2 separate regions of the Homo sapiens genome follow, and region 2 is linked to region 1. Evidence: read pairs that join two places in POLR2A ChIA-PET (ENCODE). Cell type or tissue: Panc1. All regions are shown on one strand. Each heading gives the region's core, and the rest is flanking DNA. Links, peaks and the distances in the headings are about the cores only. Region 1 has its middle 22 kb from the start of ATP5MC2. Region 2 overlaps ATF7-NPFF (ATF7-NPFF readthrough).

Region 1 (16,449 bases), core at 1,637-4,136:
GTAATCCTAGCACTTTGGGAGGCCAAGTTGGGCGGATCACTTGACATCAAGAGTTTGAGAGCAGCCTGGCTAACATGGCAAAACCCTGTCTCTACTAAAAGTACAAAAATGAGCTTGGTGTGGCGGTATGCACCTGTAATCCCAGCTACTTAGGAGGCTGAGGTGGGAGAATCGCTTGAACCCAGGAGGCAGAGGTTGCAGTGAGCCAAGACCATGCCACTGCACTCCAGCCTGGGCGACAGAGCAAAACTCTGTCTCAAAAAAAAAAAAACTTTTTTTTTTAAACGTATGCCATACTCTTAGTATATCTGTTTTGTTTATGTGAAATAGGTGTGTGGTTTTTTGGTTTTTGGTGTTTTGTTTTGTTGGTGTTTTAACAGATGAGAAAACTAAGACTCAGATTCAAGAATCATGATTTGGACCTGACAGGGTGACACATACCTATAATCTCAGCTACTTGGGAGGCTGAGGCGGAAGGTTCTCTCGAGCACAAGATTTCAAGACCAGCCTGGGCAACATCACAAGACCTTGTCTGTTTTTAAAAAAAAAATGAATGAGGCCGGGCGTGGTAGCTCATACCTGTAATCCCAGCACTTTGGGAGGCCAAGGCAGGTGGATCACGAGGTCAGGAGTTCAAGAGCAGCCTGACCAACATGGTGAAACCCCGTCTCTACTAAAAATACAAAAATTAGCTGGGCATGGTGACGCACACCTGTAATCCCAGCTACTCAGGAGGCTGAGGCAGGAGAATCACTTGAACCCAGGAGGCAGAGGTTGCAGTGAGCCAAGATTGCACCACTGCACCCCAGCCTGGGCAACAGAGCAAGACTCTGCTCAGAAAAAAATAAAAGAATGAAAGAAGGCTGGGCGCGGTGTCTCGCGCCTGTAATCCCACCACTTCACGAGGCCGAGTCAGGTGGATCACCTGAGGTCAGGAGTTCAAGACCAGTCTGGCCAACACAGTGACACCCCATCTCTACTAAAAATACAAAAATTAGCTGGGTATAGTGGCATGCACCTGTAATCCCAGCTACTCAGGAGGCTGAGACAGGAGAATCGCTTGAACCTGGGAGGCAGAGGTTGCAGTGAGCCAAGATTGTGCCACTGCACTTCATGCTGGGTAACAGAGTGGGACTCCATCTCAGAAAAAAAAAAAGAATGAAAGAGAAAAGAATCATGACTTAGTTTTCTAGGTTATCTAGGTAGGAAGTGACAGAACAGAATAAGAACCCTTGTCCAAAGCTCCTTCCATTATACTATACTGCTTCCTGGGGTCAGGATACCATTGGAGGAGAGGGAAAGACAAAATCTGGACAATTTCTGAAGTTTCTCAGTGAAGGTGATTGATCTGGTTTTTGTTTTTTGGGGTTTTTGTTGTTGTTGTTGATTTTGAGATGGAGTCTCATTCTGTTACCCAGGCTAGAGTGCAGTGGCGCAAACTCGGCTCACTGCAACCTCCGCCTGCTGGGTTCAAGCGATTCTCCTGTCTCAGCCTCCTGAGTACCTGGGATTATAGACACACGCCACCATGCCCAGCTAATTTTTGTATTTTTAGTAGAGACAGGGTTTCACCATATTGGTCAGGCTGGTCTCGAACTCCTGACCTCAGATGATCCACCTGCCTCGGCCTCCCAAAGAGGTGGGATTACAGGTGTGAGCCACCGCGCCCAGCCTTAATCTGTGTTTCTTATTATTACTATCCCTGCTCTTATCTTACAGATAGGTAGCATTTTGCCTACCACTGGGTTCATTCTACCCCACTGCTTATTTTCTGAGTTTATGGGTAGGCTGTTTGGTTGGCTCGGCTCTGTCCCCAAGATAGATATTTTTAACCATAGTGGATTACAGCCTTCCAGGAACTGTGTGGCTGCTTTTACAGAAATGAACTCTGCATATCTTGCTGGGGGGTGGTTGGGGTGAGCCTGTATGTGTGTGTGTGTGCACGCGCGTGTGTGTCAGGATGGTATCTGAGCCTAAACAGACTTGTAACCCCTCTGTATCCCCATGGCTTTTCCACTCCCATCTCCCAACATCTGGAGTAGGGACTTCAAGTTTCCAAAACATAGCTGCAAAGGGTAACAAACAGCTAGCCCATAGCTCGCTTAGCAACAGGAGAATAGTCAGTAGGGATTTAAGATAGGGAGAAAATGTAGCTCAGGGAAAATGTGTGCAGTACAAAAGACCCATAAATTTTTCAGAAAGCAGCTTGGCCCTGTGAAGTTGACCAGATTGAAAGTCCCAGAATCCTGGGTTCCAGTCACTCATGAATGGCTTTTGGTTAATTCTTCCTGTGCTTCAATTCCTTCTCTTGTGTGAAATGGGTAACACCTTATCTGCCTCCCTGAGATGTCATGGAAATAAGCAAAATTAGGTCTTAAAACTACTTGGAAACCTAAATTGTGAAAATTATCTTTATCTCTGTTGTTTCTTAGTTACCAGTTTACCAGAAGTAACTTAACACTAGGATTCTCTGCCAGTACTAAAATTAGACTCTACCACTCTGGGCTTTCCTTTTCTCCCTCTTGCTTTTGTTTTCGGGGCGTGGAGGAGACATCTGTGCTGCTGGAGTTAATAATAAACTAAAGACTAAAGAATAACTTCTCCCACTAGAAAATACTATTTTCATCCTACCCACCTGATCAGGCTTTAAAAGAAGGAGCCCAAATCTGCCATGGATTTTGATTATTTGATTCACTTTTGGAAATGTGCCTGAGAAAGCCTAGGGAATGAGAGAGTGGAATAAATGGAATTGGAATGTAGAGAAACCAAGCTCCTGATGTTTCCAGCCTCCCTTTCCTGGCCAGATAGGCTTTCTGCCACTAAAATCAAGGTTCTCTGTCACATCACAAAAGGGCCTGAAGTTACTGTTAAGTATGCCCACATCTCTGGAGGTGGGAGGTTTGGGTATTGGACACTTTTCCTGCCCAGGGACATGGGAAAAACGAATAGGCAAGGAGAGAATCAATCTTTTCCAGCTGCAACCTAGAGAGAAAAGGAACAAATTCTTCACCAGGGAAGATTGTGTAAACAGTGCCTTTGGCTGGAGCCATAGGGTTGGGGAAGCAAAGAAAGGGATCTTTGTTCTCTCCTACCCCAGCCAGAGCACAATCGTAGAGCTGGGATTGTTTGCTTTGGCAAAAGACTCCCTGCCTGAAAGAGCTAGGCGTTCCAGAGACTGGTGAGGCCTCTGTTGGTTTTCCCTTACAGAGCTGAAGAGAGGACAACTCTCAGCCTAAATCTTTTACCTAAGGAAGTGAGCTGGGGACTCAGGAGGCCTGAGGCATCTGGGTTATACTTCTCGACCCTCTTTTGCCTCCTTCTCTTCCTACATCCACCTCATTACAGTTGTTAGTTTAATTGGCCTCAGTCCTCCTGCCTTTAAGGGTGCTTTTGGTTCTTGTACCAGTTTTCTATCAAAAAAAAAAAAAAACCATTTTCACAGACAGCAAGACAATGCCAGAGCTCCTGTCTAAGGAACCCAACAGGAAAAGGGGATTCTGAGATCATCTTATCCAGCCTGTGACTTTAGGTGGTATTGCACACGACCCTGACAATTGCAGTCAATCTTTTCAAAAATCTCCAGAGATGTATTTCTTTTCTTGGATAACATTAGTGTCTCACAAATGCAAGATAATATTTATGTAGTGCCGCTTATGCCAGGTGCTTTACAAATGCCATTTTATTTAATCCTCAAAGCCACCCTATGAGGTAGATATAATGACCCCTGCTTTACAGATTAGGACACTAGGGATTAGCAAGATGAAATAATTTGGCCAAGGTCACATAGATGATATACTAGTTTGCAAGGACTGCTATAACAAAATACCACAAACGGAGTGCCTTTGACAATAGAAAGTTGCCAGGCGCAGTTGGTCACCCCTGTAATCCCAGCACTTTGGGTGGCCGAGACAGGCAGATCACCTGAGGTCAGGAGTTTGAGACCAGCCTGACCAACATGGTGAAATCTCGTCTCTACTAAAAATACAAAATTAGTCGGGTGTGGTGGCACATGCCTGTAATCCCAGCTGCTCAGGAGGCTGAAGCAGGAGAATTGCTTGAACCCGGGGGATGGAGGTTGCAGTGAGCCAAGATCGTGCCATTGCACTCCATCCTGGACAAGAAAAGCGAAACTCCGTCTCAAAAAAAAATTTAAAAAAAAATAGAAAGTTACTAAAAGTAGCTGGTATGCTTGTGTGCACCTGTAATCCCAGCTACTCGAGAGACTGAGACAGAAAGATCTCCTGAGCCCAGTAGTTTTATGCTGCAGTAAGCGATGACTGTACCACTATACCCCAGCCTGGGTAGCAGAGTCAGATCTTGCCTCTGTAACTAACTAACTAACTAAATAAATAAATAAAACAATAGAAAGTTACTATCTCACAGTTCTGGAGGCTAGAAGTTCAAGATAAAGGTGTTGGTGGGGTTGGTTTCTTCTGAGGGCTGTGAGGAAAAATATGTTCCACGTTTCTCCCATAGCTTTCTAGTGGTTTGCTAGCAATCTTTAGCATTTTTTGGCTTGTAAGTCTATGCTTTCATCTTCACATGGTATTGTCCCTGTGTGTGTATCTGTGTCCAAGTTTCCACTTTTTTTTTTTTTTTTTTTGAGACAGAGTTTTGCTCTGTCGCCTAGGCTGGAGTGCAGTGGCGTGATCTCGGCTCACTGCAACTTCTGCCTCCTAGGTTCAAGCAATTCTCATGCCTCAGCCTCCCGAGTAGCTGGGACTACAAGCACGCACCACCACCACGCCAAGCTAATTTTTGTAATTTTTAGTAGAGATGAGGTTTCACCATGTTGGCTAGGCTGGTCTCAAACACCTGACCTCAAGTGATCCGCCCCCCTCGGCCTCCCAAAGTGCTAGGATTACAGGCATGAGCCACCGCGCCAGACCTCCATTTTTTTTTTTCTTTCAAACCTCTGCTTTTTATAAAGACACCAGTCATATTGAATTAGGGGCCACCCCTACTGAGTATGACCTCATCTTAACTAATGACATCTGTAATGATCCTATTTCCAAATAAGGTCACATTCCAAAGTACAAGAGGTTAGGACTTCAACATATGTACTTGAGGGGGACACAATTCAACCCCTAACAGGTGGTTGAATCCATCTTGGATCCATCTGACTCCAAAGCCAAAGCCATTTAATGCTCTTTCCACTGCACTGTGCTGCCTCCTAAAAATCAGGAAGTTATTCAAAATGTCTTCTGGTTTCCAATATCTTCCTTCTTCAATCCAAACTCTATATTGCTGCTAGAGTTATCTAACATGTGAGTTTCATCAATCACCCTCCTTAATATCTTTTAGTGACTTCCAGCGGCTAAACAGACTTTGAATAAAATCCAGACATCTTGTGGTGGTAAACAAAGCCTTTCTTTTTTTCTTTTTTTTTTTTTTTGAGACGGAGTCTCTCTCTGTCACCCAGGCTGGAGCACAATGGCACTATCTCAGCTCACCACACCCTCCACCTCCCAGGTTCAAGCAATTTTCCTGCCTCAGCCTCCTGAGTAGCTGGGATTACAGGCATGCACCACCATGCCCAGCTAAATTTTTTTGTATTTTCAGTAGAGACAGGGTTTCACCATGTCAGCCAGGCTGGTCTTGAACTTCTGACCTCGAATGATCCACCTGCCTCAACCTCCCAAAGTGCTGGGATTACAGGCATGAGCCACCACATCCGGCCCGGGCATGGCTTTCTATAAGTACCTAGAGCATATTATCTAGCTAGAGGTATGTACTTCTTCAGAGGTTAGTCAAAAATGAAATAATACTTGGTCTTTGGTTGCTCTTGTAGACACAGCTATTCTGTTGTCTCCTAAATGTGTATAGCTAATAACCTCAAATATGGTTCCTTTTGGTGTAACTATGTAAGCTATTAGAAATACTATCATGGACGTAGATTAGCCACACCTGGTCTAATAATGAAACCTGATTTCCTTTCTGCCACAAGTAAAGGAATAGCCAGCAATATTCCTATGAATGACAATCAGCAGTCAAAATGATTGGAGACTTTTTTTCTTAATTAAAAAATAATTTTGAGGCCAAGCATGTTGGCTCACGCCTGTAATCCCACCACTTCGGGAGGCCAAGGCAGGCAAATCAGCTGAGGTCAGGAGTTCAAGACTGGCCTAGCCAACATGGTGAAAACCCATCTCTACTAAAAATACAAAAATTAGCCAGGCATGGTGGTGGGCGCCTGTAATCCCAGCTACTCGAGAGGCTGAGGCAGGAGAATCGCTTGAACCCAGGAGGCGGAGGTTGCAGTGAACCGAGATAACGTCACCAGACTCCAGCCTGGGCGACAGAATGAGACTCCGTCTCAAAATAAAAAATAAAAATAATAATTATGAGCCTGTCTGCCAGTCCTCCTCTGTTTCTTCCTTCCTTTCTCCCTGAGAAATTCAGTCTAAAAGTTATTAGGTGGGGAATACAGGAGTCCAATGAGATGAGGAGCAACAGTGGCCCATTTCAGGGTGTTAGAGCCTGAGGAGGATGAAGAAGGTTCTGATTCTATATGGGGACAGCTTCAGTGGGAGAGGCTCTGTGGGTAGAGCTCAAGTAGAGTAAGGAAAGGCATCCATGGCAGCGGGGAGGGGCAGGCATTTATAGCAATAGAGATTGTTTACATATTAGGGGGGATTGATTATGTCAATAAATATATTGAAGATAAAGGAACCCAGATTTCTTGCTGCCAGACAAGGGTCTCAACTGTAGAACAGGAAAAAATTAGAATTAACCCTGTAACATTAGGTTAGAATTGGAAATAACCAAAGTGAAATATATATGAATTATATATTATATACATTTATATATGAATTATATATTATTTACATTTATATATGAATTATATATTATATATATTTATATATGAATTATATATTATATATATTTATATATGAATTATATATTATATATATTTATATATGAATTATATATTTATATATGAATTATATATATATTTATATATGAATTATATATATATTTATATGTGAATTATATATTATATATATTTATATATAAATTATATATTACCCCCAGTTCTGTTCACTGAGAATCGTGACACCACAATAACATTGATTATATATATATATATATACACACATATACATTTCCACAAATTCTGTTCACTGAAGGAATCACAGTACACCAGTAGCATTGATCACACCTGGTATTGGTTTCCAAATACCATTCTCCTTTTAAAAGAACCATTGCTCCTTGGAGAAAGGACTGATTCTAGGGCTGGGGAGGGAAAGTACAAGATGAACCTGAAATATCTGGTTGTGCCAGAAGGTATGGAAGTGCTCAGAGAATGATGGAGACATATCAAAGGCTTTAGGAGCCAGCTTGAAGGGGCTCCCATTGGCCAAATCTGGAACAATTTGAACATCAAACTAAATCATGACAGTAAAATATTAAAATCCATTGAATAAAATAGTAATCCATGAGTCACTCCAAAAGAAATAAACAATAAATGAGAAGAAAAAACTTTTCTGTCTAAAATGACAGTAAATATAGAAGGAATGATGGAATTAGAATACCTGCATATTATTTAGTAACCATCATAGTAATAACTAACCCAGCTGGGCGTGGTGGCTCAGGCCTGTAATCCCAGCACTTTGGGAAGCCAAATCGGGCAGATCACCTGAGGTCGGGAGTTGGAGATCAGCCTGACCAACATGGGGAAACTCTGTCTCTACTAAAAATACAAAAAATTAGCTGGGCGGGGTGGCACATGCCTGTAATCCCAGCTACTTGGGAGGCTGAGGCAGGAGAATCGCTTGAACCTGGGAGGTGGAGGTTGCGGTGAGCCGAGATCGCGCCACTGCACTCCAGCCCGGGCAACAAGAGTGAAACTCTGTCTCAAAAATAAATAAATAAATTAGTAAATAAGCCACAAAACATCAACAAATCCTAAACCTAGTGGGTGATTTGATGAGGAATATGATATTTCCATAGCCTGAAGTACTTTCTCATAAAATACTCATTAATTACAAAGGGAAAAAGAATAATTTTATAGTGGAGGCATGGCAAGCATTGCCATAATCCAGAAATCAACGTCAACATTACCGGAAATGAGACAAATCAAAGTTATATGTAGCCTTAGAGTATGCAACTAGAACACCATTTTTGTTGTAATTCTTGATAAAAATGCATAACCTGAAACTAAACATGAAGAAATACTGGACACACCCAATTGTGGAACATTCTACAAACGAACTGGCCTGTAATCTTTAAAAGTGTCAAGGTCATAAAAGTCAAGGAAAGATCAAGGATCTTTCAATTCAACATGTGATTCTGGGCTGGGTCTTTTTGCTCTGAAGGATATTTTGGAGACAACTGGAAAAACTTAAATGAGGTCCAAGGATTATATGGTAGTAATGTATCAAATATTAATTTTCTGATTCTGGTGGCTGTATTGCGGCTTTCTAAGAGGATGACCTACTTGGTAAGAATCATGCATAAAAATAGAGATGACAAGGCATCATGTCATCACCTTACCAGCAAATGGTTCAGGGGAAAAGAGTTACTTGGTACTATCCTTGCATCTTTTCTTTAAGTTTGACATGAATTAAAAATAAAACAAAATATGAATGATTTGAAACACTTAAAAAGCACTGAAACTAACGTAATAGATACCTAGGCATCTGCCCCAAGATTAAAAGATATTAACGTTTTGGCCATATTTGCCTCAGATCAACTGCCTGTGCACATTTGCCCTCTCTTTCTGTTTGCTTCAAGAAATAAAATGCGGACCAGGCTCAGTGGCTCATGCCTGTAATCCCAGCAGTTTGGGAAGCCAAGGCGGGTGGATCATTTGAGCCCAAGAGTTCAAGACCAGCCTGGGCAACTTGGTGAAATGCCGTCTCTGCAAAAAACACAAAAATTAGCTGGGTGTGGTGGCATGAGCCTGTAGTCTCATCTACTCAGGAGGCTGAGGTGGAAGGATGGCTTGAGCCTCGGAGGCAGAGGTTGCAGTGAGTCAAGATAATGCCACTGTACTCTAGCCTGGACAATAGAGCAAGACTCTGTCTCAAATAAACAAATAAATAAAATGCTACAGAAATGTCTGCTCTTATCACTTATATTCAGCATTATACTTGAGATCAGTTGGTGCAATAAGGAAAGAAAATGAAATTAAAAGTACAAGGCCAGGCATGGTAGCTCATGCCTATAATCCCAACATTTTGGGAGGTTGAGGTGGGAGGATCACTTGAGCACAGGAGTTTGAGACCAGCCTACACACCACAGCAAGACCCAATCTCTACCAAAAAAAAAAAATTGTTTTAATTAGTCAGGTATGGTGGTGTGTGCCTGTAGTCCCAGCTACTTGGCAGCTGAGGTAGGAGGATTGCTTGAACCCAGGAGGTCAAGGCTGCACTAAGCTGTGATTATGCCACTGCACCCTAGCCTGGGTGACAGAATGAGACCCTGTCTCAAAAACAAACAAACGAAAAAACCCAGAAAAAGTATACATTTTAGGAAGAAATTAAAGTGTTTTTTCACAGATAACATGATCATTTATGTAGAAAATCCTATGGAGTCCACAAAAAAAAACCCACTAGAATTAATAAGTGAGTTTAGCAAGGTTGCAAGATACAAGATCAACATATAAAAATCAGTTATAAGCTAGGCATGGTGGTGCATACCTGTGGTCTCAGCTACCCAAGAGGCTGAGGCAGGAAGAGCCCAGGAGGTCCAGGCTATGATTGCACCACTGCACTCCAGCCTGCGTGGCAAAATGAGATCCTGTCTCCAAACACAACAACAAAATCAATTATATTTTTATATACTAGCAAAAACAATCAGAAATTGAAGTTTTATAAAACTATTTACAATAGCATGAAAAGTATGAAGTACATAGGGGTGAATTTGACAAGAGATATGCAAAACCTGTACACAGAAAACTAAAGAGAGAAATTAAAGGCCTTAAATACATGGAGAGACATACCACGTTAATGGTTCAGAAGACTCAATAATGTTAACAGTCGTGTCTCCCCAAATTGTTTTTGTTTTTTGTTTTGTTTTTCTTTTGAGACTCTGTTGCCCAGGCTGGAGCGCTGTGGCACAAACATGGCTTACTGCAGCCTTGACCTCCTAGGATCAAGCAATCCTCCCATCTCAATCCCCCCAAGTAGCTGGACCTACAGGCATGTGTCACCATGCCTGGCAATTTTTTCTATTTTTTTCTAGAGATGGGGTCTCACTACGTTGCCTAGAATGGATTTCTCCCCAAATTGGTGTGTAGATTTAACACAATCCCAGTCAATGAGTCAAAATCCAGACAGGCTATTTTCTTTTTTTAGAATATGACAAGGCTGAAAAAAAAAAGAAAAAGAATATGACAAGGCTGGGCACAGTGGCTCACACCTGTTATTCCAGCACTTTGGGAGGCTGAGGCTGAGGCAGGAGGATAGCTTAAGCCCTGGGGTTCAAGTCCAGCCTGGGCAACATAGCAAGACCTTATCTCTAAGAAAAAAAGAAAAGAAAAGTAAATGACAAGCTGATTATAAAATGTACATGGAAATGCAAAGAACCCAGGATAACCAGAACTTCAGCTTTGAAAAAGAACAAAATAGGCCGGGGGCAGTGGCTTATGCCTGTAATCCCAGCACTTTGGGAGGCCAAAGCGAGTGGATCACCTGAGGTCAGGAGTTCGAGACCAGCCTGGCCAATAGGGTGAAACCCCATCTCTACTAAAAATACAAAAATTAGCCAGGCATGGTGACAGGTGCCTGTAATCCCAGCTACTCAGGAGGCTGAGGCAGGAGAATCGCTTGAACCTGGGAGGCAATGGTTGCAGTGACCTGAGATTGTGCCACTGCACTCTAGCTTGGGCAACAAGAGTGAAACTCCATCTTGAAAAAAAGAAAAAAGAAAAAGAACAAAGTTGGAGGACTGACTACTCGATTTGAAGACATATAAAGTTACGTAAGTCGAGGCAGTGTGGTGTTGAAGTAAACATAGGTAAATAGACCAATGGAAAAAAGCGGAGCCAAAAAGAGATTTACATAAGGTATGGTGGCTCATGCTGATAATCCCAGCACTTTGGGAGGCTGAGACAGGAGGATTGCTTGAGGCCAGGAGTTTGAGACCAGCCTGGGCAACATAGTGAGAGCCCATTACTACAAAAATAATTTTTATTTTATTTATTTATTTATTTATTTTGAGACAGAGTTTTCACTCTGTCACTCAGGCTGGAGTGCAGTGGAGCCATCTCAGCTCACTGCAACCTCCGCCTCCCAGGTTCAAGTGATTCTCCTGCCTCAGCCTCCTGAGTATCTGGGATTACAGGGGCCTGCCACCACGCCCAGGTAATTGTTTTTATTTTTAGTACAGACAGGGTTTCTCCATGTTGGCCAGGCTGGTTTCAAACTCCTGATCTCAGGTGATCCACCTGCCTCAGCCTCTAAAAGTGCTGGATTTACAGGCATGAGCCACTGCACCCGGCCAGGAAAAATTTCTTTTTAAATAAGCTGGGTGTGGTGGTATGTACCTGTAGTCCCAGCTGTTCTGGAGGCTGAGGCAGGAGGATCATCTACTGGGGATGCTGAGGCAGGAGGATCATTAAGCCCAGAGTGCAAAGCTGCAATGAGCTATGGTGGTGCCACTACACTCCATCCTGGGTGACAGAATAAGTCTCTGCCTCAAAAAAAAAAAAACCTTACATATGTATGATCAATTGAATTTCAGCAAAGGTGCCACGGTAATTCAAATAGGGGAAAAGATAAACTTCAACAAATGGTTCTGGAGCAATATGCAAAATAAAGCCACCTTGCTGTTCATCTCTCAATATGTACAAAAATTGTCTCAAAACGTCAACATGAATTATACACATAAATGTAAGAGCTGTAAAACTGCTAGAAGAAACTATAGAAAATTTTAGTAACTTGGGTTTGGCAAAGATTTCTTAAATATTACCGAAAAAGCACAAATGCAATTTCTCTGTCTCTCTCTCTCTCTGTCTCTCTCTCTCTCTATATATATATATATTATATATTATATTATATATATTATATTATATATATAATATATATATTATAATTATATATTATATATTATATAATATATATTATAATTATATAATTATTATATATATTATATAATATATAATATATATAATTATATATTATATAATATATTATAAATATAATATATTATATATTATATAATATATTATAAATATAATATATTATATATATTATATAATATATTATATATAATATAATATATTATATAATATATATATTATATATATATATACTTCTTACCTCAAGCAATCCTCCCACCTTGGCCTCCAGAGTGCTGGGATTACAGGTGTGAGCCACCGTGTCTTATGTTACATAAGGGAATAAGAGGAAGACAAAGATATTTGCCTGATACATGTAATGGTTAATATTAGGTGTCAACTTGACTGGATTGAGGGATGTCTAGATGCCTGGTAAAGTATTGTTCCTGGATGTGTATGTGTTGGTGTTGTCAAAGGAGACTGACATTTGAGTCAGTGGACTGGGAGAGAAAGACCCACCCTCAGTATGGGTGGACACCATCCAACCAGCTGCCAGTGCAGCTAGAACAAAGCAGGCAGAAGAAGGGGGAATAAGGTTGCTTGCTGAGTCTTTTTTTTTTTTTTTTTTTTGAGAAAGAGTCTTGCCCTACTGCCCAGGCTGGAGTGCAGTGGTGCAGTCTCTGCTCACTGCAACCTCCGCCTCCTGGGTTCAACCGATTCTCCTGCCTCAGTCTCCGCAGTAGCTGAGACTACAGGTGCATGCCACCACACCCGGCTAATTTTTGTATGTTTTTAGTAGAGACAGGGTTTCACCATCTTGGCTAGGCTGGTCTCAGCCTCCTGACCTCAAATGATCCACCCACCTCAGCCTCCCAAAGTGCTGGGATTATAGGCATGAACCACCATGCCCAGCCTCTTGCTGAGTCTTCTGGCTGTCTCTCTCTTCCTATGTTGGACACTTGCTTCCTCTCCTCCTGCCCTTGGATGTCAGACTGCAGGTTATTTGGCCTTTGGACTCTGGGACTTGCACCAGCGGCCTCCCGGGGGCTCTCGGGCCTTTGGCCTCAGACTGAGGGCTGCACTGTTGGCTTCCCTAGTTTTGAGGCTTTCAGACTTGGACTGAGCCACACTACCGGCTTCTCTTTCCCCAGCTGGCAGATGGCCCATTGTGGGACTTTGCCTTGTGATCATGTGAGCCAATTCTCCCTAATAAACTTTTTTTTTGTTTTTTTTGTTTTTTTTTTGAGGCAGAGTCTAGCTCTGTTGCCCAGGCTGGAGTGCAGAGGCACGATCTCGGCTCACTGCAACCTCCACCTCCCAGATCTCAGCTCACTGCAACCTCCACCTCGCAGGTTCAAGCAACTCTCCTGCCTCAGCCTCCCAAGTAGCTGGGATTACAGGCGCCCGCCACCACGCCTGTCTACTTTTTTGTATTTTTAGTAGACACGGGGTTTCACCATGTTGTCCAGGCTGGTTTCAAACTCCTGATCTCAAGTGATCTGCCCGCTTTGGCCTCCCAAAGTGCTAGGATTACAGTTGTGAGCCACCGTGCCCAGCCAATAAACTTCTTTTATATATACATATGGCTTATTGGTTCTATCCCTCTGGAGAACCCTGACTAATATAATACATATACATATATAAAGAGAGAGAGGTGTGTGTGTGTGTGTGAGTGTGTGTATACATACACAAGCATATTTATAACAAAATAAAGAGGAATACACATAACATTATTACAGTCCTCATTTCTGTAACTGGTTACGTGGTTGTAGCTGTTATTGATAACTACCTTCTTCAAGTACCCATTCCTTTTGACTTCAGAAAGCACTTCAGCTGGTCATGTTTCTTTACCTGGTAGAGTGACCCAAACCTTCATACCTGAATGGTCTGAACCATTAGTAATCCTTCCTGGATTGGGTTGTTGTAGTTTGCCATTGACCTTAATTACAAGGCATGGTAATACTAAGAGACACTTTAAGAGATCTCCTGTATTCTAGATATACTATTCCTTAACTTCAATGTTCAGTAACAGTCCAATTTCGCCTTGGTAGTTGGGATCAATCACCCCAACCAGCACAGTGATTCCCTTCTTTGGCTGTTGATTCAGAGGCATGAGGAGTCCATGTGGCAGGTGTCCTGTGAACAGCTAGCAGTCTTAACTTCTATTTCAGTAGAATCATTGTTGTGTCTCCTAGCAAAAGCATTCTTTCCTTTGGAAGTAAGACCTCTAGGCCAGCAAACCATAAGGTTGCAGGAATTGGAAGCAAAATTTTCTAGGGTGGCCGGGTTTGGTGGCTTACGCCTATAATCCCAGCACTTTGAGAGGCTGAGATGGGTAGATCACCTGAGGTCAGGAGTTCAAGATTAGCCTGGCCAACATGGTGAAACCCCGTCTCTACTGAAAATACAAAAATTAGTCGGACATGGTGTTGTCCACCTGTAATCCCAGCTCCTCAGGAGACTGAGACGGGAGAATTACTTGAACCCAGGAGGCAGAGGTTTCAGTGAGCCGAGATCATGCCACTGCACTCCAGCCTGGGCGACAGAGCAAGACTCTGTCAAAAAAAAAAAAAATTTTTTTTTTTTGCCAGGGGGATACTAGGGGGTTACTAGGGGTAACAGTGAGTGGTGTCACTCCCATTTCTACCCCTTGACTCCTGGACCTGTGAATCTTGTCTATGGAGAAAATAACATCATATATTGGACACTGATTCAACTCATATCTCCTTCTGGAGAAACTTGCCCCAGCTCTTACTTATATATTACCACCTAGCTGGAGCTGTAACTGAGTTTCCAAAAGGTCATTCCACCATTCTATCAAACCAGCTATTGCAGGATGGTGGGGAATATGTTAAAACTAGTGAATTCCATGAGCACAGATTCATTGGTGTGCTTATTTTGCTGTGAGGTGAGTTCCTTGATCAAAAGCAATGCTGTGTGAAATACCAGGATGGTGGATAAGCCATTCTATAAGTCTACTGATGGTAGTTTTGGCAGAAGCATTGCATTCAGGGAAGGCAAATCTGTATCTATAGTGTCTGTTCCAGTAAAAACAAAAGCTACTCCTTCCATGATAGAAGCTGTCCAATGTAATCAATCTGCCTCCAGGGAGCTGGCTTATCACCCTAGGAAATTGGCCATAGTGGGGACTTAGTGTTGGTCTCTGCTGCTGGCAGATTGGGCACTCAGCAGCAGTGGTAGCCTGGTTGTCCCTGGTGAGTGGAAGTCTATGTTAAAGAGCCCATGCATAAGTTCCATTCCTGCCACCATGGCCATTTTGTTTATTAGCCCATTGGACAATGACAGGGGTGGCTGGGAAAGAGGGCTGACTGGCATCCATAAAATGGGTCACCATATCCACTTAATTTGTTTTTCTTTTTTTTTTATTATACTTTAAGTTCTAGGGTACATGTGCACAATGTGCATGTTTGATACATAGGTATACATGTGCCATGTTGGTTTGCTGCACCGATCAACTCGTCATTTACATTAGGTATTTCTCCTAATGCTATCCCTCCCCCAGCCCCCCACCCCCTGACAGGCCCCGGTGTGTGATGTTCCCCGCCCTGTGTCCAAGTGTTCTCATTGTTCAATTCCTACCTATGAGTGAGAGCATGCAGTGTTTGGTCCTCTGCCTTTGTGATAGCTTGCTGAGAATGATGGTTTCCAGCTTCATCCACGTCCCTGCAAAGGACATGAACTCATCCTTTTATATGGCTGCATAGTATTCCATGGTGTATATGTGTCACATTTCTTAATCCAGTCTATCATTGCCGGACATTTGGTTCCAAGTCCTTGCTACTGTGAATAGTGCTGCAACAAACATACATGTGCATGTGTCTTTATAGTAGCATGATTTATAATCCTCTGGGTATATACCCAGGAATGGGACTGCTGGGTCAAATGGTATTTCTAGTTCTAGATCCTTGAGGAATTGCCACGCTGTCTTCCACAATGGTTGAACTAGTTTACATTCCCACCAACAGTGTAAAAGCATTCCTGTTTCTCCACATCCTCTCCAGCATCTGTTGTTTCCTGACTTTTTAATGATCTCCATTCTAACTGGCGTGAGATGGTATCTCATTGTGGTTTCAATTTGCATTTCTCTGATGGCCAGTGATGATGAGCATTTTTTCATGTGTCTGTTGGCTGCATAAATGTCTTCTTTTGAGAAGTGTCTGTTCATATCCTTTGCCCACTTTTTGATGGGGTTGTTTGTTTTTTTCTTGTAAATTTGCTTGAGTTCTTTGTAGATTCTGGATATTAGCCCTTTGTCAGATAGGTAGATTGCAAAAATTTTCTCCCATTCTGTAGGTTGCCTGTACACTGTGATGGTAGTTTCCTTCGCCGTGCAGAAGCTCCTTAGTTTAATTAGATCCCATTTGTCTATTTTGGCTTTTGTTGCCATTGCTTTTGGTGTTTCAGTCATGAAGTCCTTGCCCATG
Region 2 (16,449 bases), core at 4,943-7,442, 74 kb after region 1:
TTGAGATCAAGCCCTACAGTCTAATTTTTTACATTTTTATGTCCTTTTTATACAGCTTATCTTGGCTCTTATTAGCCGTGGTACTGGTGGGGATTATTCGCCAGTGTTTCCTCTATTTAAAAAAATTAATAGACTTTATTTTTTAGAGCAGCAGTAAGCGTATAGAAAAATTGAGTGCAGAGTAGAGTTCCCGTATACCTCCTCACTCCACCCCTACTCACAATTTCCTTTATTGTTAACATCTTGCATCAGTGTGCTATATTTGTTACAATTGTTGAACCAAATATTAATACATTATTATTAACTAAAGGCCATAATTTTCATTAGTGTTCACTGCCTATACATTCTGTGGGGTTTCGCAAATGTATAATAATATGTATCTACTATAACAATACCATATGGAATAGTCTCACTGCCATAAAAATCTCCACCTATTCATCCCACCCTTCTGAACCCCCGGTAACCACTGATCTTTGTACTGTCTCTGTAGTTTCACTTTTTCTAGAATGTCATGTAGTAGGAATCATATAGCCCTCTGATTTTTTAAAGTTGTGAGTAGATAAGCATGTGATTGGAAATTGCTGGAAAAAAATGGGGAGAGGAAATTAGACGTGGGAGACTCCACAGCTCCAAGTTCTATCTAAAACTCCAAGCATTTATCCAGGGAGATTTAGGTGGCCCAGCCTTTCTTCTTCTCTGTTGGGAGTCTCTCTGATGTTATAGGAATTAGCTTGCCTAGTGACAGTTTTATTGGTTCTAGGTGTTAGGAGCAAGGACAAGATGAACACTGAATGGGCTGTATCTGGGGAATCAAGGTATTAGGGTTGAGCAAAAGCAAGAGGAAGTAGAGCATTTGATCTCTTTTCCTTTGATTAGGTTGAGGACAATAAAGTCTCATTCTCTCCCTTCTTCCCATGGGCAGCCTTATATATGATTGAAGAACATTAGTGCAAAGATTCCTCATCCAGAAATAAACTCTTGTACTTCTATACTAATTAAAGATTCATGTAAATTACTAAGTTCTTGGAAAACTATGGAGAACTCTGTGGGGGCTGTCATTCACACTTTAGTATGAATTGGTTTAATGACGACTGTGATATTGGCTACATAAAGAAATGGACGTTTTTATTTGGGGTTAGGGGATCACAGATGTGGACTGGCTTAGGTAGAATGGTCCCTGAGCAAAGGAGATATTGAAGTTTATGAGGATGTGCAAGATAAGCAGATTTACTTTTGCATTTTATTTTGGGCTATCTCAGCTTCTTTTACTAGAAGCTCATGCCTATAATCCCAGCACCTTGGGAGGCCAAGGCAGGAGGATTGCTTGAAGCCAGGGGTTCGAGATCAGCCTGGGCAACAAAGCGAGACCCTGACTCTACCAAAAAATAAAAATAAAAATAAAAAAAGAAACTACTTGAGAAGTGTAAGTGTTAAGAATAGCCCAGATAAACACTGGAACCAACTTAATTTAGAAAGAAAGAACCATTTCTTCCTTTCCCTACTCTGGAAAATTTAGATTGATAAAATATGGGGGAAGGAGAAATACTGATTTCTGTAGTTCTAGGACTCATGGTTCCTGTCTGCTTAGAATTCTAGCTCGTTGGTACGGAGTAGGATCTTCTTTCATAGAGATATTGTCTCTTTACCCTCTCGATTTGACTAAATATGAGAATCTCCCAGTCTTGGCTCAGTACTACTTTCCTAACTTGTCAGACTGAACTGACTCTGTGGTAAAGTGAACACTAGCCTAGGGAAAGTTCTTAGCATGGTGGTCAGGGTTAACATCAATTAGTGCATATTAACAGGTCATGTATGCATACATGTATATACAATTTAGAGGAAATGTGTTTATATAAGGTACAGGAAAATGATCTTTCCATCCAGAAAGCATACAGGGAAGGGAGAGAATAAAATACAATGAAAATTGTTTGATTTCATTGATAACACAGCAGCAACAGCAGCAATAATTATAGCTCACTGAGCTTTTATCATGTACTCTGCCAAAGTACTTTACAGGGATATTTTATTTAATCCTAGCAACCTCTGAGGGAGAATTACCAGTGAGAAAACTAAGGCTCAGAGAACTAACTTGTACAGGGTTACTCAGTATTTTGTGATGGAGTTGTAACATAAACCCAGATGGTTAGACTCCATACCAGCTCTCTTAACCACTCTGCTAAATTGCTTCCTTATTATTTTCCATACGCACATCAGTATCCACATCTAGCCTAGAAAAAAATGAGTAAGTAGTGTTTTTTTGGTAAATGGTCCAAATCAGTCAGCTAAGTCTTTTGTATAGTTTATTACTGATCTATATATCTAGCTGCCATACCAGAGAGAGCTAAATCTGTAGCTGAGCTCTGCCTGAGCAAAAAACAAAGCAAACAAAAAAAAAAGGTGTAAATTCTTATGAAAATGAAGAAATCTTTCTGCAACTGCCTCAGCCCTAGTCTACAATGTTTTTTATCTGCCTGGTAATGATGCTGAAATGTGTCTACTCTCTGAGGTAAACCACCATCATTTTGCAGCAAGGACATGATTCTAAAGAGGAAAGAAAATTAATTTTTGGCCAACCAGAAACGTAGACAGAACAAGAAACCTGGGACCTAAAATCAAGGCTTCAGCATCCTCTACTAATAGGCCCAGAGAAGCATTGTGGGTGTCATCTTTGTGCATTCTAGGCTAGGTTACTTCCTGATCCATATTTTCTTCTTTCTCGCCTTAGTTTTATGCCCATAAGCTCCCACATACAAAGGATGGGTATCTTGCTTTGACTAGTGCCATGTAGTAATTGGGGCTTTTGTTCTGGTGGCTGCCATACTTATTGGTAAGAGGAAATATGACTAAGGTGGAATTAGGGTATGATTAGAACAACACTATAATGAGATGTATAATCTGCTCAGTGATTGCTAACTTGCTTATTCTCTGACATTTTTGGCATATGGCTACATAGAGGATCTCGCCTGTTGAATAATACAATTCTCCACTCAGGTCTCACATCCTGTCCTTCTTTGACTTCATAGCACCTCTACACATCTGCTTTTTCCTTTTGTCTTAGAAACTGTGCTGTGTTAATGCAATGGAAATTTCATTTATCATCACAAGTGAAAATATATGGCTATGTAGATTCATGGAAATATTTACATGAAATAATTTAAGTGATAAAAATATGTAGAAGTGGCCGGGCGCAGTGGCTCATGCCTGAAATCCCAGCACATTGGGAGGCTGAGGCCAGCGAATCACCTGAGGTCAGGAGTTCGAGACCATCCTGGCCAACATGGTGAAACCCTGTCTCTACTAAAACTACAAAAATTAGCTGGGGGTGGTGGCAGGTGCCTATAATTCCAGCTACTAAGGAGGAGGCTTAGGCAGGAGAATTGCTTGAACCTGGGAGGCAGAGGTTGCAGTGAGCTTAGATCGTGCCATTGCACTCCAGCCTGGGTGACAGAGCAAGACTTCGTGTCAAAAAGAAAAAAAAAAAAAAATATATATATATATATATATATATGTAGAAGTATACATAGAGGATCAAAAGAGACCAGAGAATCTAATAGTTGATATTTACAGTAAAGGGATTCTTTGTATATGTTGTCTGAATGTCTTTAACTGGAAAGTTGCTTAAAACATACATTTTCCCATTTTCCTTTTTTTTTTTTTGATCGCTCTATCACTCAGGCTGGAGTGCACTGGAGTACAGTGGTGCGATCTCAGCTCACTCACTGCAACCTCTGCCTCCCACGTTCAGGCGATTGTCGTGCCTCAGCCTCCCAAACAGCTGAGACTACAGGTGTGAACCAGCTAGTTTTAGTATTTTTTTGGTAGAGATGGGGTTTCACCATATTGGCCAAGCTGGTCTTGAACACCTGACCTCAAGTGATCCAAGTGATCCGCCCATCTCAGCCTCTCAAAGTGCTGGGATTACAGGCGTGCGTCACGTTTTCCTTCTTTTTTTTTTTTTTTTTGATGCGGAATTTCGCTCTGTCACCCAGGCTGGACTATAGTGGCACAAACTCGGCTAACTGCAGCCTCCACTTCCCAGGTTCAAGTGATTCTCCTGCCTCAGCCTCCCAAGTAGCTGGGACTACAGATGTGCACCACCAAGCCCAGCTAATTTTTGTATTTTCAGTAGAGATGGGTTTTCACCATGTTGGCCAGGCTGGTCTCAAACTCTTGACTTCAAGTGATCCGCCCTCCTCAGCCTCCCAAAGTGTTGGGATTAGAGGCGTGAGCCACCGTGCCCAGCACATTTTCCTTCTTGATTCTGATGATTCATTGTATATCTGTGAACCATGTGAAATTAACTGTGCATTCAGCTGCAGGAAATACCTGACTAGAGTCTTGTCTTTTCCACCTCTTACCACGAAGTCAAGTTCTTGGCTTCAGAACTGAGACTGCCTCACTGGGTAAGGTTGTAACTGACCAAAATGATCACTCGTGATATCCAAAGATCTCATTTGTTTATTTTGCTGGGTGCCTCTGATAGACCAGTTAGTTGTGTGTGAGCGTGCACGTGTGTGCGTGTGTGTGTGTATTTGTGTGTGTGTGAGAGAGTGATGACAGGAGTTCCTATAAAAAAGTAAATGCAAAGAAAAAGTGGTTCAGGGCAGCAGCCTGTAGAACTGAGCTAAAAGCTTGGCTCCTGAGAAGTTATCAGAGAGACAGTGACAGTTTAATAGGATGGATGAAGACTACATTTTAATGCTAAGCTTTGATTACCTCCATTTTATGTCTCTGTTCTCAAGCTCACTGACAATAACAAATCTTACATTGGCATAGTTATTTGAATCAAGTGAAAAGAGGTGTTCAGATAGTTTTAAAGATCTCAGTTGTAGTACATACCTGGAGTTTGTATAATACTAGAATGGGTAAATAGTATTATAGACATCTGTCACTTCAGTGAACATCTTTTTTTTTTTTTACATGGTGGCAATCTATGCACATTAATTTTTTAAATTACATTATGTTCATAACTTCAGACATTTGTCATTTTACTTCAGTTTCAGGTATTTTTTAGGACTAACGGAGACTGTAGTCTCCTTAGGTTGTACGTATTGTGAGGGAACAATAAAAGTAGTCTAAAAATTTCAGGGGTCTAGATGTCTGTGTATGTTTTATAAAATATCATATTATATTCAACACTTTAACTTTCCCTCTTCAGTCTTTCCTGTTCTTTCCTTCTAGGCTTTACCTAGATAATTGCAATAGTGGATAGGGGAGACTTTATTTCAGCCTTCTTTCACTTTCTGTGCATTTGAAACTATAACTAGACAGGACCTTATGGAGGTTTGTACTTTCAGTTATGCATATTTGACTGCCCAGATGAGGAGATTGTATTCACATACATAGCTGCTCTTGGCAGAGTCATGGTTAAAGGTTTGAACATACTGTACCTTGTTGGCTATTCCCATAGTCCTAAGGGAGGCATTTTGCTTCTCCATAGACAGTAATCGGCTTGTCAGAGTGGAGTGGCTTTTTGTTTTTCCTTTATCTAGTAGAATGGAGTGGGCTAAGCCTTTCTGGGAAGCAATTTCTTCCTCCACCGCATGAACAGAAGGTCATGGATACTGTCTCTGAAACAAAGGGGAGGTAGTGATAGAAAAATCAGTGTCTGGGGCATAATTGGATTGAAGCTCTGTCAAGGAGACACCAGTTCCTGCTTGGAAGCTGGACTTTCTGCTATGCTTTGGTTTTCTGTCTTTTCTGAGCACTGTATGAGAATGAATATGCAAGAAGCTATTCACATTTACTTAGTGGTTTTCAGTCTTTTCTTTTTTCATTTATGCTCTTCCTTTGCTTTTTTTTAAATTAAGAAACTATTTTTTTTAGAGCAGTTTTAGATTCACAGCAAAATTGAGTGAAAAGTGCAGAGGATTCTCATATACCTCCTGTCCTCACACACACTAGCCTCCCCCACTGTCAACATACTGAACCACAATGCTAATTTGTTACATTCAATGAACCTGCATTGACATATTATCACCCAAGTCCATAGTTTATATTAGAATTCACTCTTGGTATTACAAATTCTGTAGGTTTTAACAAATATATAATGAGGCCGGGCACAGTGGTTCATGCCTGTAATCTCAACACTTTGGGAAGCCGAGGCAGGAGGATTGCTGGAGCCCAGGAGTTCAAGACCAGCCTAGGCAACATAGTGAGACCCCATCCTTACAAAAAAAAAATTAAAAATTAGCCAGGTGTGGTAATGTGCACCTGTAGTCCCAGCTATTCAGGAGGCTGAGGTGGGAGGACTGCTTGAGCCCGGGAGGTCAAGGCTGCAGTGAGCCATGATTGTGCCACTGCACACCAGCCTGGGCAACAGAGTGAACTCCTGTCAAATCAATATATAAAATGACACGTATCCACCATTGTAGTATCATACAGAATAGTTTCACTGTCCTAAATATCCTCTGTGCTCTGCCTGTTCATCCCTCACTTCCCACTGACCGCTGGCAAGCACTGATCTTGCCAAAACTACTGTCTCCGTAGTTTTGCCGTCTACAGAATGTTGTTTAGTTGGAATCATACAATATAAGGCCGTTTCATACTAGCTTCTTTCATTTAGTAATATGCATTTAAGTTTCTTCCTTATCTTTTCATGGCTTGATACCTTATTTCTTTTTAGTGCTGAGTAATATTCCATTGTCTGAATGTACCACAATTTATCCATTCACCTGCTGAAGGACATCTTCATTGCTTCCGAGATTTGGCAATTATGAGTAAAGAAAGCTGCTATATAAATATCCATGTGCAGGCTTTTGTGTGGACATAAGTTTTCTGTTCATTTGGGTAAATATCAATGAGTGTGATCACTGGATCATATGGTAATACTATGTTTATGGTAAGACTATGTTTAGTTTTGTAAGAAACTGTCAAACTGTCTTCCAAAGTGGCTATATTATTTAGCATTCCCACCAAAAATGAATGAGAGTTCTTGTTGCTCCACATCCTTATCAACATTTAATGTTGTCAGTGTTTTGGATTTTGGCCACTCTAATAGGTGTGTAATGGATTTTGTTGTTTTAATTTGCATTAAACAACAATTTAATGCCTGCCGGGTGGCTCACACCTGTAATCCCTGCATTTTGGAAGGCCAAGGCGGGTGGATCACCTGAGGTCAGGAGTTCGAGAAGAGCCTGGCCAATATGATGAAACCCCCGTCTCTCCTAAAAATACAAAAATTAGCTGGGCGTGGTGGCAAGTGCCTGTAGTCCCAGCTACTCAGGAGGCTGAAGCCAGGAGAATCGCTTGAACTTGGGAGGCGGAGGTTGCAGTGAGCCAAGATCACGCCACTGTACTCCAGCCTGGGTGACAGAGTGAGAGTCTGTCTCAAAAAATAATACTAATAACAATTATCTGTATTTGTATTTCCCTGATGGCATGATGTTGAGCATGCTTATTTGCCATCTGTATTTTTCTTTGGTGAAGTGTCTGACTAAAGTCCGTTGCCCATTTTTTAATCAGGTTGTTCATTTTCTTACTGTTCAGTTTTAAGAGTTCTTTGTGTATTTTGTATGACAGTCCTTTATCAGGTGTATCTTTTACATTCTCTCCCATTCTGTAGCTTGTCTTTACATTTTCTTGACATTGTCTTTCACAGAGCAGATATTTCTAATTTTAGCACAGTCCAGCTTATCAATTACTTAGTTCATGGATCATGACTTTGGTGTTGTATTTAAAAAGTCATCGCCATACAAAAGTCATCTAGGTCAGTGGTCCCCCACCTTTTTGACACCAGGGACTGGTTTCCTGGAAGAATTTTTTTCATGGACTGGGGGTGGGGGGGATTCAAGCAAATTACATTTATTGTGTACTTTATTTATAGTATTATTAAATTATAATATAATAGTGAAATAATTATACAACTCACCATAATGTAGAATCAGTGGGAGCCCTGAGCTTGTTTTCCTGCAACTAGATGGTCCCATCTGGGGGTGATGGGAGATAGTGACAGATCATCAGGCATTAGATTCTCATAAGGGGCATACAACCTAGATCCCTCACATACACAGTTCACAGTAGGGTTGGGACTCCTTTGAGAATCTAATGCTGCGACTGATCTGACAGAAGGCAGAGTTCTGGCTGTAATGCAAGTGATGGGGAGTGGCTGTAAATACAGATGAAGCTTCACTCACTTGCCTGCTGCTCACCCCCTGCTGTGTGGCCCCTGGTGTAGGTGTTCCCCTATATTATCTTCTAGAAATTTTATAGTTTTGTATTTTACATTTAGGTCTGTGATCCATTTTAAGTTTTGTGAAGGCTATAAAGCATGTGTCTAGATTCATTTTTTTGCATGTGGATGTCCAGTTGTTCCAGCACCATTTGTTGAAAAGATTATCTTTGCTTCATTGTATTGCCTTTGCTTCTTTGTCAAAGATCAGTGACTATATTTATGTGGGTCTATTTCTGGACCCTCTGTTTATTCACATAAATATAGTAATTGATGGCCAGGTGCGGTGGCTCACGCCTGTAATCCCAGCACTTTGGGAGGCCGAGGTGGGCGGATCACGAGGTCAGGAGATGAGACCATCCTGGCCAACATGGTGAAATCCCGTCTCTACTAATCCCGGCTAATACAAAAAATTAGCCGGGCGTGGTGGCGGGGACTTGTAGTCCCAGCTACTCCGGAGGCTGAGGCAGGAGAATGGCGTCAACCCAGGAGGCGGAGCTTGCAGTGAACCAAGGTCTCGCCACTGCACTCCAGCCTGGGCGACAGAACGAGACTCCGTCTCAAAATAAATAAATAAATAAAATATATATAGTAATTTATGTGTCTATTCTTTTTCTAGTACCACACTATGTTTGCTACTGTAGCTTTCTAGTAGGTTTTTTTTCTTTTTGGGGCGGGGGGTGTTGGTAGAAACAGGGTCACGTTATGTTCCCCAGGCTGGTCTCAAACTCCTAGTCTCAAGCAATCCTCCCACTTTGGCCTCCCATAGTGCTGGGATTACAGGCATGAGGCACTATGCCAGGCCTATAGTAGGTTTTTTTTTTTTTTTTTTAGACAGAGTCTTGCTATGTCGCCAGGCTGGAGTGTAGTGGCATGATCTCGGCTCACTGCAACCTACACCTCCCAGGTTCAAGAGATTCTCCTGCCTCAGCCTCCTGAGTAGCTGGGATTACAGGCGCGCGCCACCATGCTCAGCTAATTTTTTTATTTCTTTTTGTATTTAGTAGAGATGGGGTTTCACCATGTTGGCCACTCTTTTTTTGTTCATTCATTCATTTGACAGGGTGTCACTTTGTTGCCCAGGCTAGAGTGCAGTGATGTGATCTTAGCTCACTATAGCCTCCGACTCCTCAGTTCAAATGATTTTCCCGCCTCAGCCTCCTGAGCACCACCATACCCGGCTAATTTTTTTATTTTTTATAGAGACATGGTCTTGCAGTGTTGACCAGGCTGGTCTCAAACTCCTGGCTTCAAGCAATCCTCCTGCTTTAGCCTCCCAAAGTGCCGGGATTATAGGCATGGGGCACCACCCCTGACCTACACTAATTTTTATTATTTCTTTTCTTCTGCTTGCTTTGGATTTAATTTGCTCTTTTTCCCCCTAGTTTTCTAAGGTGGAAGCTTAGATTATTGATTTTAGATCTTTTTCTTTTCTAGTATGTTTATTCACTGCTATCAGTTTCCCACTAATCACTGTTTCTGCTGCATCCTACAAATTTTTATAAGTTGCATTTTCATGTAGTTCAAAATACTTTTTAATTTCTCTGGAGATTTCTTTTTTGCTTCATGTATTATTTAGAAGTATGTTATTTAATCTAAGTCCTTTCATATTTTCCAGCTATCTTTCTGTCACTGATTTCTACTTTAATTCCATTGCAGTTTGAGGGCAGACATTGTGTGATTTCTTTTAAACTTGTTAAGGTGTGTTATATGGCCCAGAATGTGGTCAGTCTTGGTAAATGTTCCATGTGAGCTAAGAAGAATGTATAATCTGTTGTTGGATGAATTAATCTATAGATGTTAATTATGTCCAGTTGATTGATGGTGCTGTTGAGTTCAACTGTGTCCTTACTGATTTTCTGCCTGCTGGATACGTCCATTTCTGATAGAGGGGTGTTAAAGTCTCCAACTGTTAATATAAGAGCAGGTTCATCTATCTGTCTCTTTGCAGTTCTGTCAGTTTTTCCTTCACATATTTTGATGCTCTGTTGTTAGCTACATACACATTAATTATTTTTATTTTTATTTTTTATTTATTTTTTTTTTTGAGATGGAATCTTGCTCTGTCGCCCAGGCTGGAGTGCAGTGGCACAATCTTGGCTCACTGCAAGCTCTACCTCCCAGGTTCAAATGGTTCTCCTGCCTCAGCCTCCTGAGTAGCTGGGATTACAGGTGCATGCTACCATGCCTGGCTAATTTTTGTATTTTTAGTAGAGACAGGGTTTCACCATGTTGACCAGGCTGGTCTCGAACTCCTGACCTCAAGTGATCCACCCACCTTGGCCTCCCAAAGTGCTGGGGTTACAGGTGTGAGCCACCATGCCTGGCCTGCATTAAGAATTTGTATGTCATCTTGGAGTATTGACCATTTTATCATTATGCAATGCTCGTCTTTATTCCTGATATCTTTCTTTCTAAAATTAATATAGCTATTCTCACCTTTTTTGGATTAGGGTATATCTTTATCTTTTTACTTTTTTTTTTTTTTTTTTTTTGAGATGGAGTCTCGCTCTGTCACCCAGGCTAGAGTTCAGTGGCGTGATCTCCGCTCACTGCAAGCTCCACCTCCCGGGTTCACACCATTCTCCTGCCTCAGCCTTCTGAGTAGCTGGGACTACAGGCACCCGCCACCACGCCCAGCTAATTTTTTGTATTTTTAGTAGAGATGGGGTTTCACTGTGTTAGCCAGGATGGTCTCGATCTCCTGACCTTGTGATCTACCCGCCTTGGCCTCCCAAAGTGCTGGGATTACAGGCGTGAGCCACCGCACCCGGCCTATCTTTTTACTTTTAATCTATATGTTTATTTGTATTAAAGGGGTTTTCTCATATACAACATACAGTTAGGTCTTGTTTTTTGATTGACTCTGACATTGTCTCTTTTTTTTTTTTGGCAGTAATTTTGTTTTATTAGATAAAAGGTTTGTGAGGCCGGGTGTGGTAGCTCACGCCTGTAATTCCAGCACTTTGGGAGGCCAAGGCAGGTGGATCACCTGAGGTCAGGAGTTTGAGACCAGCTTGGCCAACATGGTGAAACCTCGTCTCTACTAAAAATACAAAAATTAGCCAGGTGTGGCAGTGTGCGCTTGTAGTCTCAACTACTCAAGAGGCTGAGGCAGGAGGATCGCTTGAACCTAGGAGGTGGAGGTGGCAGTGAACTGAGATCGTGCCACTCCAGCCTGGCCGACAGAGTGAGACTCCGTCTCAAAAAAAAAGATAAAGGGTTTGTGAGAGTAGAAGGAAATATTTAAGGTTTCCTCCTACTGTCCAAGGCTAGTCAAGTGTAAACAGAAAAAACCCCGTTGGGCTGTGCTGAGGCATTGCGCACAATTTGTCATGTGCATCTCAGTGCTGACCAAAACATACATGCTGGCAGGCTTCACAAGCAAGAGAAGTGCCTCTGAGTGTTTCCTCAGGACAGGACCTTTCTATTGAAGATCCTGCAGAGGGAGAAAGTTCAGAGTTCATGCCAAACCTGCAGACTGCTTTGTCATAATTCCCCAGGATCCAGGCACAGATAGTTCCCTAAAGACACTACCATAGAGACAGTGACCATCTCTTCCTCAAACACAATTACGCACACTCCACGCTTTTTTTTTTTTTTTTTTGAGACGGAGTTTCGCACTGTCTCCCAGGGTGGAGTGCAGTGGCACGATCTCAGCTCACAGCAGCCTCTGCCTCCTGGGTTCAAGCAATTCTCCTGCTTCAGCCTCCTGAGTAGCTGGGATTACAGGTGTATACCACCATGCCCGGCTAATTTTTGTATTTTTAGTAGAGATGGCATTTCACTATTTTGATGGCATTTCACTATTTTGGCCAGGCTGGTCTTGAACTCCTGACCTTGTGAACTGCCCGCCTTGGCCTCCCAAAGTGCTGGGATTGCAGGCGTGAGCCACTGCACCCGGCCCTTTTTTTTAAGATGGAGTCTTGCTCTGTCTCCCAGGCTGGAGTGCAGCGGCACCATCTCAGCTCACTGTAACCTCTGCCTCCCAGGTTCAAGTGATTCTTGTGCCTCAGCCTCCCAAGTAGCAGGGACTACAGGTACCACCATGCCTGACTAATTTTTTTTGTATTTTTTTAGTAGAGACAGGGTTTCTCTCTGTTGGCCAGGCTGGTCTCGAATTCCTGACCTCAGGTGATCTGCCTGCCTCAGGCTCCCAAAGTGCTGTTGTGTGTGAGGCACCACATCTGGCATCCACACTGTTTTCCTACCTAGAAACCACCAGGTGCCTTCGTAAGCTCCCATGCTTGGTTGCAGATCTCAATACACAGCACGGGCAGAAGCCAACAGCAACCTCCAACGGCAAGGATCCCAGTGTGCTTGGAGCTGGAGAGGGCTGATTCGAATCCCAGATATTTTTTTTTTTTTTTTTTTTGAGACAGCATCTCACTGTGTCACGTAGGCTGGGGTGCAGTGGCAAGGTTGTAGCTCACTACAGCCTCAACATCCCTGGCTCCAGCAATCCTCCCATCTCAGCCACTGGAGTAGCTGGAACAGCAGATAAGCACCACCATGCCCAGCTAATTTATTTTTATTTTTGTTAGAAATAGGGTCTGCTGATATTGCCCAGGCTGATCTCAAACTCCCGGGCTAAAGCAGTCCTCCCGCCTCAGCCTCCCAGAGTGTTGGGATTACAGGCATGAGCCACCGTGCCTAGCTCATTTTCCTTCTCTCTAAAGAACTTCTTTTAAGATTTCTGGCAAGGCAAGTCTGTGGGCAACAATTTCTCCGTATTTTGGTTTGCTTGAGAAAGTCTTTATTTTTCCTTCACTTTTTTTTTTTTTTTTTTTTGAGAGAAGATCTCACTGTGTTGCCCAGGCTAGAGTGCAGTGGTGTGATCTCAGCTCACCTCAACCTCCTGGGCTTAAGCGATCCTCCCACCTCAGCCTCCCAAATAGCTAGGACTATAGGTACACGCCAGGACACTTGGCTAATTTTGTTTATTTTTCATTGAGATGAGATCTCACTGTGTTGCCCAGGCTAGTCTCAAACTCCTGGACACAAGCAATCCATCTGCCGTGCTGGGATTATAGACGTGAGCCACACCACATGTGGCCTTTCTTCTGAAGAATTGTGCAGGATACAGAATTCTAGGCTGATAGGGTTTTCTCTCTTTGACTGTACTCTCTGCTTGCATGGTTTCTGAGAGGTTAGATGTAATTCTTGTTTTTGCTCCTCTGTAGGTAAGGTGATTTTCCCTCTGCCTTCTTTCAAGATGTTTCTCTTTCTCTTTGATTTTCTGAAGTTTGGATATGATATATCTAGGTGTAGTTTTTTGTTTGTTTGTTTGTTTGTCATTTAGCCTGCTTATTGTTCTTATGGTGTGGTGTCTGACATTGATTTGGGGGGACATTTTTAGTTATCGCTTTAGTTATTGTTTAGCAATACCAAATATTGTGTGTGTTTCTTTCTTTCTTTCTTTCTTTCTTTTTTTTTTTTTTCAGAGACGGAGTCTCGCTCTTTCTCCCAGGCCGGACTGCAGTGGCGCTATCTCGGCTCACTGCAAGCTCCGCCTCCCGGGTTCACGCCATTCTTCTGCCTCAGCCTCCCGAGTAGCTGGGATTACAGGCGCCCGCCACTGCGCCCAGCTAATTTTTTCTATTTTTAGTAGAGACGGGGTTTCACTGTGTTAGCCAAGATGGTCTCGATCTCCTGACCTCGTGATCCACCCGCCTCGGCCTCCCAAAGTGCTGGGATTACAGGAATGAGCCACCGCGCCCGGCCGTGTGTGTTTCTTTCTTTCTCCTATTATGCACATATTATACCTTTTGTATTTGTCCCACAGTTCTTGGATATTTTGTTGTTGTTATTTTTTTTTTAGTTCTTCTTTTCTTAGCTTTCCAGTTTTGGAAGTTTCTATTGTCATATCCTCAAGTTCAGAGATTCTTTGTTTTTAGAGACAGTGTCTTACTATGTCACTATGTTGCCTAGGCTGGTCTCAAACTCGTGGGCTCAAGTCATCCTCCAATTTCAGCCTCCCAAGTAGCCGGAACTACAGACACATGCAACCATGCCCAGCTCAAGTTCAAAGATTCTTTGCTCAGCTATGTCCAGTCTACTACTGAGCCCATCATAGGCATTCTTCATTTCTTTTTTGTTTTTTGAGACAGATTCTCTCTTGGTCACCCAGGCTGGATTGCAGTGGCACGATCTCAGGTCCCTGCAACCTCCACCTCCTGGGTTTAAGCAATTCTCATGCCTCAGCCTCCTGAGTAGTTGGGACTACAGTCTTGCGCAACCATGCCCGACTAACTTTTGTATTTTTAGTAGAGACGGGGGTTTCACCATGTTGGCCAGGCTGGTCTTTAACTCCTGACCTCAAGTGATTCACCCACCTCAGCCTCCCAAAATGCCGGGGTTACAGTCATGAGCCACCGTGCCTGGTCGGGATTCTTCATTTCTGTTACAGTGTTTTTTATCTGTAGCGTTTCTTGTTTGTTTGTTTGTTTGTTTGTTTTATAAAGAACAGAAATTTATTTTCTCACAGTTGTGGAAGCTAGGAAGTTCAAGATCAAGGTGCCAGCAGATTTGGTTATCTCACAAGGGCTGCTCTCTGCTTCCAACATGGTATCTTGACATAGCATCCTCCAGAGGAGAGGAGCTCTGTGTCCTCACATGGCAGTTGGAGGACAGGGTAAAGTGATGCCAAATCTTTTGCCAAATCCTTTTATAAGGGTACCTAATGCCATTCATGAAGGCTCCATCCTCATGACTTAACCACATCCTAAACATTCTCTTAATAATGTTACATTGGTGATTAGGTTTCAACATGAATTTTGCAAGGGACAACATTGTTCAAACCATAGCACTAAGGAAGGTTGGGAGAGCTGCCAGAGGGAAGAACAGAGGGAGGGAAGGTTTGGTGGAGGGGTCCTAGACTGCTGTGCCGTCTAAGGAGGTTGGTGAGGCTCTCAGTGCCTCTTTTCTCAGAATCTCTGGGAATAACTTGGGCCAAGTTCAGGTTCTTTTAGCCCTCTGGATCCCTTCTGCCTTCGTGATATATCCATAAACAAGTTGCACAGTCTTGGCTACAGCTTTTTAAAGAAGCAGAGTTACTTCCCTGGGTGTGTCCTCTGGTGTCTGGTAAGAGATGTCTTCAAGCTGAAGTCTTGCCCATACTCCCTGCACAACAAAGCCTTCTCCCCTGAGTGTGCCTTCCAGTGTTTATCATAGGATGATTTATACCTAATCCTTTGTCCACAACTCCTGGCATCTATAAGGCTTCTCTGCCAAGTGTGTTCTCTCATGCACAGTTGACTTTTGGGTAAAGTCTTACCTACACTCCTTGCATACAAAAGACTTCTTCCCTGAGTGGGTTTTCTGATATGCAGTGAGAATTGCCTTCTATAAGAAGTCTTACCCACACTCCTTTCACAAGAAAGCCTTCTTCCCTGAGTGTGTCCTCTGGTATGTGAAGTGTGACTTATTTCTAAAGCCCCGCCCTCACTTATTGCACACATAGGACTTCCCTCCTGCATGTATATTCTGGTGCAAGAGTAATGCTGACTCATCACTCCCTGCATATGAAAAACTAATGCTTGGAGTGTGCTTTTTTGTGTATGAGTAGATTTTTTTTTTTTTTTTGGAGACTGCATCTCGCTGTTGCCCAGGCTGGAGTGCAGTGGTGCCATCTTGGCTCACTGCAACCTCCACCTCACAGGTTCAAGTGATTCTTCTGCCTTGGCCTCCTGAGTAGCTGGGATTACAGGCGTGTACCACCAAACCAGCTAATTTTTTTTTTTTTTTTTTTTAAGACAGAGTTTTGCTCTTGTTGCCCAGGCTGGAGTGCAATGGCACAATCTCGGCTCACCGCAGCCTCCGCCTCCTGGGTTCAAGCGATTCTCCTGCCTCAGCCTCCCCAGCAGCTGGGATTACAGGCGTGCACCACCACACCCTACTAATTTTGTATTTTTAGTAGAGACAGGGTTTCTCCATGTTGGTCAGGCTGGTCTCGAACTCTCAACCTCAGGTGATCCGCCTGCCTCGGCCTCCCAAAGTGCTGGGATTACAGGCATGAGCCACCACACCCAGCCTAGTTTTTGTATTTTTAGTAGAGATGGGGTTTCACCATGTTGGTCAGGCTGGTGTTGAACTCCTGACCTCAGGTTATCCACCCGCCTCGGCCTCCCAAAGTGCTGGGATTACAGGCATGAGCCACCACGCCCAGCCAAGTAGCTTTCTTTTCTTTAATTTTTTTTTTTTTTTGGCTTAAGCTCAATGGCAAGAAAGAGTAACTTTATTTTCTGACTAAAGTCTTGCTCACCCTCTGCACACTTGAA

The links. ChIA-PET counts read pairs that join two places held together with the same protein. Peaks named below come from ENCODE experiments on the same cell type or tissue, not always from the same donor. Only the 100,000 strongest peaks of a DNase experiment are listed, where the experiment ranks them.
Region 2: POLR2A ChIA-PET joins it to region 1 with 5 read pairs; 6 of 35 experiments call an interaction of 5 or more read pairs at or near these places.

The regions. Positions count from the first base shown.
Region 1 is chr12:53,645,792-53,662,240 of GRCh38, reverse strand. No RefSeq gene overlaps it. Among named protein-coding and RNA genes, the nearest start is that of ATP5MC2, 22 kb to the left of the region's middle. RefSeq lists a silencer at 12,902-13,196. In Panc1, for the core only: no CTCF peak of the experiment used is centred there; DNase peaks (open chromatin) are centred at 2,874 and 3,100; H3K4me3 peaks cover 1,139 bases; H3K27ac peaks cover 2,500 bases.
Region 2 is chr12:53,574,880-53,591,328 of GRCh38, reverse strand. The region is part of intron 2 of ATF7-NPFF (ATF7-NPFF readthrough); the gene reads left to right. All of the region lies in intron 2 of ATF7 (activating transcription factor 7), which reads left to right. It overlaps LOC124902937 (a long non-coding RNA gene), which reads right to left. Exons shown (of 3, transcript XR_007063316.1): 3 at 5,252-5,570. It also overlaps the pseudogene LOC100419830. Among named protein-coding and RNA genes, the nearest start is that of ATF7, 43 kb to the left of the region's middle. RefSeq lists an enhancer at 13,006-13,195 and a silencer at 13,696-13,775. In Panc1, for the core only: no CTCF peak of the experiment used is centred there; no DNase peak of the experiment used is centred there.